Linked DNA regions of Homo sapiens: region 2 is linked to region 1. Evidence: chromatin contacts called from ENCODE Hi-C or POLR2A ChIA-PET data. All regions are on one chromosome and are shown on one strand. Each heading gives the region's core, a stretch centred on a gene start or an enhancer-like site at or near the end of the contact. The rest is flanking DNA. Distances are from core to core; before and after follow the strand shown.

Region 1 (3,264 bases), core at 584-3,083:
GCCATTTTTGGAAATGCTAGGGACCCTCCAAGAGTTGTAAGTAAAGAGAAAGAGTCACTCATTTAACCTGACTTCCCTGTATAAGCTATACCTCTGGGTAACTGAACAGTCTGTAAAAAGAGTCTTCTCTGTACTAGTATTCCAGCGAATAAATGAAAAAGGAATGATGAAATTAGAATTGCAACATCTTGCATGCCCATGATTAAGTAATGGATCTATGTGAAGAATAAGTGGTCACTACTGTTTCAAAGCAAAAAAATCATTTCGCAAAATTCATATATAATAGTATGAGCAAGTGCACAAGATAAACGGCATGATTTTTTCAGTAAATAACATTTCAATAAGACAGAAAATAAGGAAAACCTATAGCTTAAAAGATATTGAAGAAAACCTATCAACCGAATGTAATGTGTAGACCTTGTTTACATCCTGATGCAAACAAATCACAGTACACACAAACACACACACAAAACTGTGAAATAACTTTGGGATGATAGTGGTATTGTGTGATTCATTCTAAGAAAAACAGCCCTTATCTTTCAGTGAAAGTACTAAAATATTTACAGATAAAATGAAAAGAACAAGAATGTACCCCCAAAAATGGACTGGGAGAGGGATATAAAGAAACAAAAGACGCTATGAGTGGATGCCAGCTAGAGCCAGGCACAAGGCGGTTCACGGTATTCTTCCTTTACTTCTGTGTATGTTTTAAATTCTCCATAATAAAAGTTTTGAAACTTTGATGTATGACTGTATGTCTGTATGCTTTAATAATAAAATGTTAATGGCATATAAAATTTTTCAGGATTTCCTGCTTTATGTTAAAACGGCTTCTCCGGTTCTTTCCACAAAAGAGGCATCTGGGGGTCAAGTCCCTTATTTCTCTGAATTATCAACTTAAAGCATAGGGCCTGCTACCCAGGAAGTGCTCAATAAATGTTAAATGAACGAATTCTGTTTGCTATACTTCTCTGCTCTGCTAAACCTTCCAAAACCCTAATCTAGTGATCCAACTTGTAGTAAAGGATGAGTAAATAGAATCAAGTATTAAAAAGACAAAAAATCCAAAACCCTGTATGTACTTAACCTTTTAAGTCTATGTTCCATAAAAAAATGGTTGTTTTTTTCTTGTGGTAAAAAACACAAAACATAAAATTTATCAAATTAACTATCTGTAAGTGTACAGCATTCAACAGTGTTAAGCATATTCACATGGTTGTGAAACAGATATCCAGAATTTTTTCATCTTGCAAAACTGAAACTATACCCATTGAACAACAAAAGGTGCCTATTCTTTTTTTTTTTTTTTTTTTTTTTTTTTGAGACGGGAGTTTCGCTCTTGTTGCCTGGACTGGAGTGCAATGGAACAATCTCGGCTCACTGCAACCTCCGCCTCCCTGGGTCAAGCGATTCTCCTTGCTTCAGCCTCCCGAGTAGCTGAGATTACAGGTGTGCGCCATCACGCCTGGCTAACTTTTCTATTTTTAGTAGAGACGGGGTTTTGCCACGTTGGCCAGGCTGGTCTTGAACTCCTGACCTCAGGTGATCCACCTGCCTCAGCCTCCCAATGTGCTGGGATTACAGACGTGAGACACCACGCCTGGCCCAAAAGGTGCTTATTCTTAATACTTCCTACCCATTGTCTATTCTATCCTACACAGACCTCTAGCTACCACAGCTTTCAAAGTATTATTTTCTGACAATATACATTGTGGATCACCAGCACAATAACATCAAATAGAAAACAACCAGTCCTTAAAGAAAATAGGAAGGGTCTTAAGTCTGACTGTGAACAGAAGACCATACGACCTCCTGTGCAGAGGAAATGAAGATAGGGCTGGAATGTGGTTTCAGGGTCACTCTAAACGGAAGTGAGGAACCAAAACAGGAAGAGGCAGGCCCACAGCTAAGAGGAGGCCACACGGGCTGCAGAAGGACTCATTCCATGTCTGCATTTAACAAAGGCTTACCACTGCTTAGGCAGCCCCATAACAATGATGGAAAGGCCCCTGGTAAGCACACAGACTCACAGGTGCCTTAGGTCAGGTACCTGGGGAAGCACTATGCAAGTCTCATTCAACAGACTTTTAGTTAAATATGCTTATGCAGGCCTGCAAAAAAAATGACTTAGCTATAAATTTGGTAATAATAACTTAGTATATTATGTAAGAAATGTCAATGATCAGTATCAGTGACCAGTGATCACTGATATTTTTCCATGTGTTACTATAGTTCTAATTATCTTTGGTAATAGATGAACGCTTAGTCAATCACTCCTTTTTCAAAATCATTTTCATACATTATTCTTCAGAAGCATGACTCCTAGCCTGAGTCTGCACTGGGACAACTCCAGGAAAGATAGAGATTTTGTACATGACTGAGGATAATAGCAGAGTCAAGGCAGACAAGGACCTGTTTACCAAAAGCACCTAGAAATCTCCAGGGGGCAGGGATCTTGGGGAACGGACATTCATTCTACAGCAAGAGTTCAGGTTAATCCAAAGAAAGCCACAGACCATGAGAAGAGAGTAGTGGCTTGGAGGACAACATGGTATCTGTCATTCACACTATCCTACATAAAAGCAAGGGATGATAGTGGTATTGTGTGATTTGTTCTAAGAAGAACAATCAAATTAAAGGCATTCTCAAAAGGCTCTGAAGAACAGTAACACTTCAAGGAATCAGCAGCACGGAAAGCAGCAGCTGTTGCCACAGGACTGACAGCAGCGTGGGTAACAAGGAACATCCTGATGGCCACAGCCATGACAGTTGACCTATCAACCAAACGATCTTTGCACTGACAACAGTGGCTGCACTTCTGGTGCCAGGCGCACGGTGGTGGCTCTCAGTTCTGCCTCCAGCACTAGCAGGCTGTGTGTACATACAAACATACATATGTGTATGTATGTATAACACCCAGCTACTGACAGTGAGACCGGAGAGCATGCGGGGAGAAAATGGGAGCAGAGGTACAAAGGATCTTTCACCTCTTCAATATTAACTGTTTTATAATTATGTAGTACCACAAATAAAACTTCTATTTTGAATAAATAGAACAGAACACATTGAGGCCTAAAGGGAAGAAATATGTAGTAAAATCAGAAAAAAGAATTTATAATAAAGTCCCACTTGTGCTTTGACAATTCTTGCCTTTTAAACCAAGTAATATTCCAAGTAAATACATCTTTAAAGAAAGAAAAGGTATAGTTTAAGATGTAGTAATTTATGGCAATTTCAATTATTCAGGAGGAATATGTATTTTAG
Region 2 (2,955 bases), core at 33-2,532, 120 kb after region 1:
CTATGCAGCCATAAAAAAAGGATGAGTTCATGTCCTTTGCATGGACATGGATGAAGCTGGAAACCATCATTCTCAGCAAACTGTCACAAGGACAGAAAACCAAACACCGCCATGTTCTCACTCATAGATGGGAACTCAACAATGAGAACACTTGGACACAGGGAGGGGAACATCACACACTGGGGCCTGTCGTGGGGAGTGAGATGGGGGGAGGGATAGCATTAAGAGAAATACGCAATATAAATGACGAGTTAGTCGGTGCAGAAAACCAACATGGCACATGTATAGCTATGTACCAAACCTGCACGTTGTGCACATGTACCCTAGAACTTAAAAAAAAAAAAAAAATCAATTCCCAAAGCATTTCTCTCATTTCTTCTGAAAAGTTTCTAAAAACACAACTCCAAGGATGAAATGGAAGTTAAAGGTAAACAGGCAATAGCGCTGAATACGTAATTTCAGTAACTCAGAATTTTCTCCAACCTCTGCTCTAAAGAAGCTTAGCTACAGAAGAGCAGTTACCTTTGAAACATTTTCCCCAACATAAAGATATCCGGAATGTGAAGCTGCCATTAAAACTGTGACACAGATCTACATTTACTGATACATCAAAACATCCCTAAAGTTCGAAATACGAGCTACAGAATCACATCAACCGCCTAACTTGTCTGTAGCCTAAACTCTAGTCCGGAGTTCATCTGCAAGCGGAATTGGGAAGTATTTCAGAGCCAGCATCTCCTCGCGCCATCCAGGTACCTACACACTTGAGGCCACCGAGTCACCTGCGCAGCCGTTGCTCCTCCAAGACCAATCCGGGCTCCCCAGACCCACCGGCCTGAATCTGGAGGACAGCAGTCCGCGTGACAACAGCGACTCGGAGATCAGCACCCGTCGGGAAAGCCGCGTACCCGTTGAAGCTGGCGTCACGCCCAAAGGAACAAACGCCAGAGCGTGTGTCCTGGGCAAAGGCGGCCCGCCGCTCCGGTCCCCGGGCAGCAGCGGCCGGCGTCAGGCCGCAAGGCGAGGGGCGGGGACAGGACTCTACCCGGCAGCCCAGCGCCGAGCGCCCGCGCCACTCCGGCCTTGCGCCATTCCGGCCCCACGACGGCCGGCGGCGGCAGCGCGGCTGGGCTCAGCGGCTCGCAGCCCGGGCGCCCCCCCTGCCGGCCGCTCGCTAGCTCAGCCTCACCCGCAGTCTTGTCCGCTGGCTCGCTCGCCCGCCTACAGGTCGACAGGGCCCAACGACCCGGCGAGCAACTTCACGGAAGGCACTGGCCGACAACGCTCCGCTGCCGCCGCGCCCCGCCCCTTTGTGACACCACCTACCAATCGCTGGACGGCGCTTTCGCTGCCCTCCAATCAGCGCGGGCGGGGGCAGGCCTGGCCCCCGGACGTGGGCGGTTGCCGGGGCGCCAGGGCCCTGGGGCCTTCTTGGCATTCGCTGGAGGTTGTGAGTTACGAGGCCCGGATGTTGATCTTTTATTACTAGCAACACTGGACCCCTGACTCGTGCCCACGCGGGCGTCTGGAGGGCAGCCGCATGGCCTGCTGGGAACGGCGGGGTTGAAGCCGGAGCCGCCCTCCGTGAGACCCACCGGGGATCCTCTTCCAGGCGCCTGATTTGCTGGAGATAGGCGATACAGGCAGACGCTGTCCAGTCGGTGGCCTCTCCAGAGTGAGGGGCGCTCCTGGTGCGTTTGGGCCGGCCTGTCCTAACAAATCTGCTTTAGGCTTCACCGTCCCCTAATGTTTCTGGCCTCAATTGCCTCATCTGGAAAATGGGGGCATTACCGTGCCTGCTTGAAGACAAAGGCGAAAACAGATAACTTTCTGTAGTCCTCATACAATTTACTGAGAACTGTAGGCCAGGCAATGGAGTAGGCACCCTGGGCTCAAATCCCAGCGTTGGGTAAGCCCAGCCACACCTCCTGCTCCAGTTTCCAAGCTGCTGAGCTGCGGTGTAAACAGTAACTGGCTTCAAGCCAACACCTGCCTTTCAACCTAACATGGGAGCCCACTGCCTCGTTCCGTTCCCCCTACCGATTTTCCAACTCCGTGAACCTCCTTCACTAAGTGGGTTACTCAGCTGACAAAGAATGTCATCTCACTCCCACTGCGGGTTCACTCATCCTCGACTTCTGGCTCAGAGGAGCCAGTCTAATATGAAACTAAACATCTAATCTGTGTCTCCTGTCCTCTCTCATTCTTCTGAGACCCTACCCACCAACTTATCTCCACAGTTCAACGAACTATTGAGCATACACTGGGGGAGTATGGTGAGGCACTGGGCATTGATTCACCAGTCTCGCCGTTGGTTCCTTCTGAAACTCCACATATGCTTAATGCTAAATAGATTGGAGACCTTTGAGGACAGAGCTATGATGGTAATCATCTTTGCATTCCTGAGCCTAGAATAGGGCCTGTGATGGAGACTTACTGAGTAAAAACCTTAGCGTTTCTCACCCTTGCCTGCCCACTTCATTCACACTGGAGAATTGACAGCATGGACCGTGGAGTCAGGCAGGTGTGTTTAAAGCCTTGCCTCCCAATACCAGAAGCTCCATTACCTGGCCAAGTCATTCATTCTTTACAACATCATCATCATTATCATCTGCCATTCTTCAAGTGCCAGATAGTTGATAAGGGTCTTTACGTATTCTCTCCCCATCACAATCCTGCAAAGTTGGTAGTGAAATCCCTCGTCTACAAAGGAGTAAACAAAAGCCAATTAAAGTAGAACAATTTACCTATAATCAAACAGCTCTATGTCGGAAAGCCATATTTAAACTAGGACACAATACAAAAATCCAACCTTGTTCCATTATTCCACATTGCTTCCAGATTTTAGCTTTATCTGTAAAATTAGTGTTACTACATTACCTATCTGATAGACCATGGAGACTGAATAAAATAGCATTAAAAGTTGTTACCATAGGAACTTTTTTTTAACGTAAG

Evidence for each region. A loop is a pair of places that touch in the nucleus more often than their neighbours do. ChIA-PET counts read pairs that join two places held with the same protein, here RNA polymerase II (POLR2A). Pooled maps may share reads with other maps.
Region 2: a map of Caco-2 shows a loop between it and region 1 (3-fold over the local background). The contact joins the promoter of ZFAND4 here to the enhancer-like site in region 1. A Hi-C loop is called at or near these places in 1 of 168 maps with a recorded cell type or tissue (Caco-2), 1 of 37 single-sample maps with no recorded cell type and 8 of 50 pooled maps. POLR2A ChIA-PET finds 5 or more read pairs at or near these places in 2 of 52 experiments (BJ and GM10248).

The regions. Positions count from the first base shown.
Region 1 is chr10:45,555,823-45,559,086 of GRCh38, forward strand. It overlaps a transcript of MARCHF8 not described here. Among named protein-coding and RNA genes, the nearest start is that of MARCHF8, 22 kb to the left of the region's middle. RefSeq lists an enhancer at 1,612-3,264. Within about 2 kb of position 1,834, at least 8 of the 41 ENCODE cell types and tissues checked have a DNase peak (open chromatin) inside an H3K27ac peak, as active enhancers do.
Region 2 is chr10:45,671,490-45,674,444 of GRCh38, forward strand. ZFAND4 (zinc finger AN1-type containing 4) reads right to left here and starts at 1,283. Exons shown (of 10, transcript NM_174890.4): 1 at 761-1,283. RefSeq lists a silencer at 866-1,585.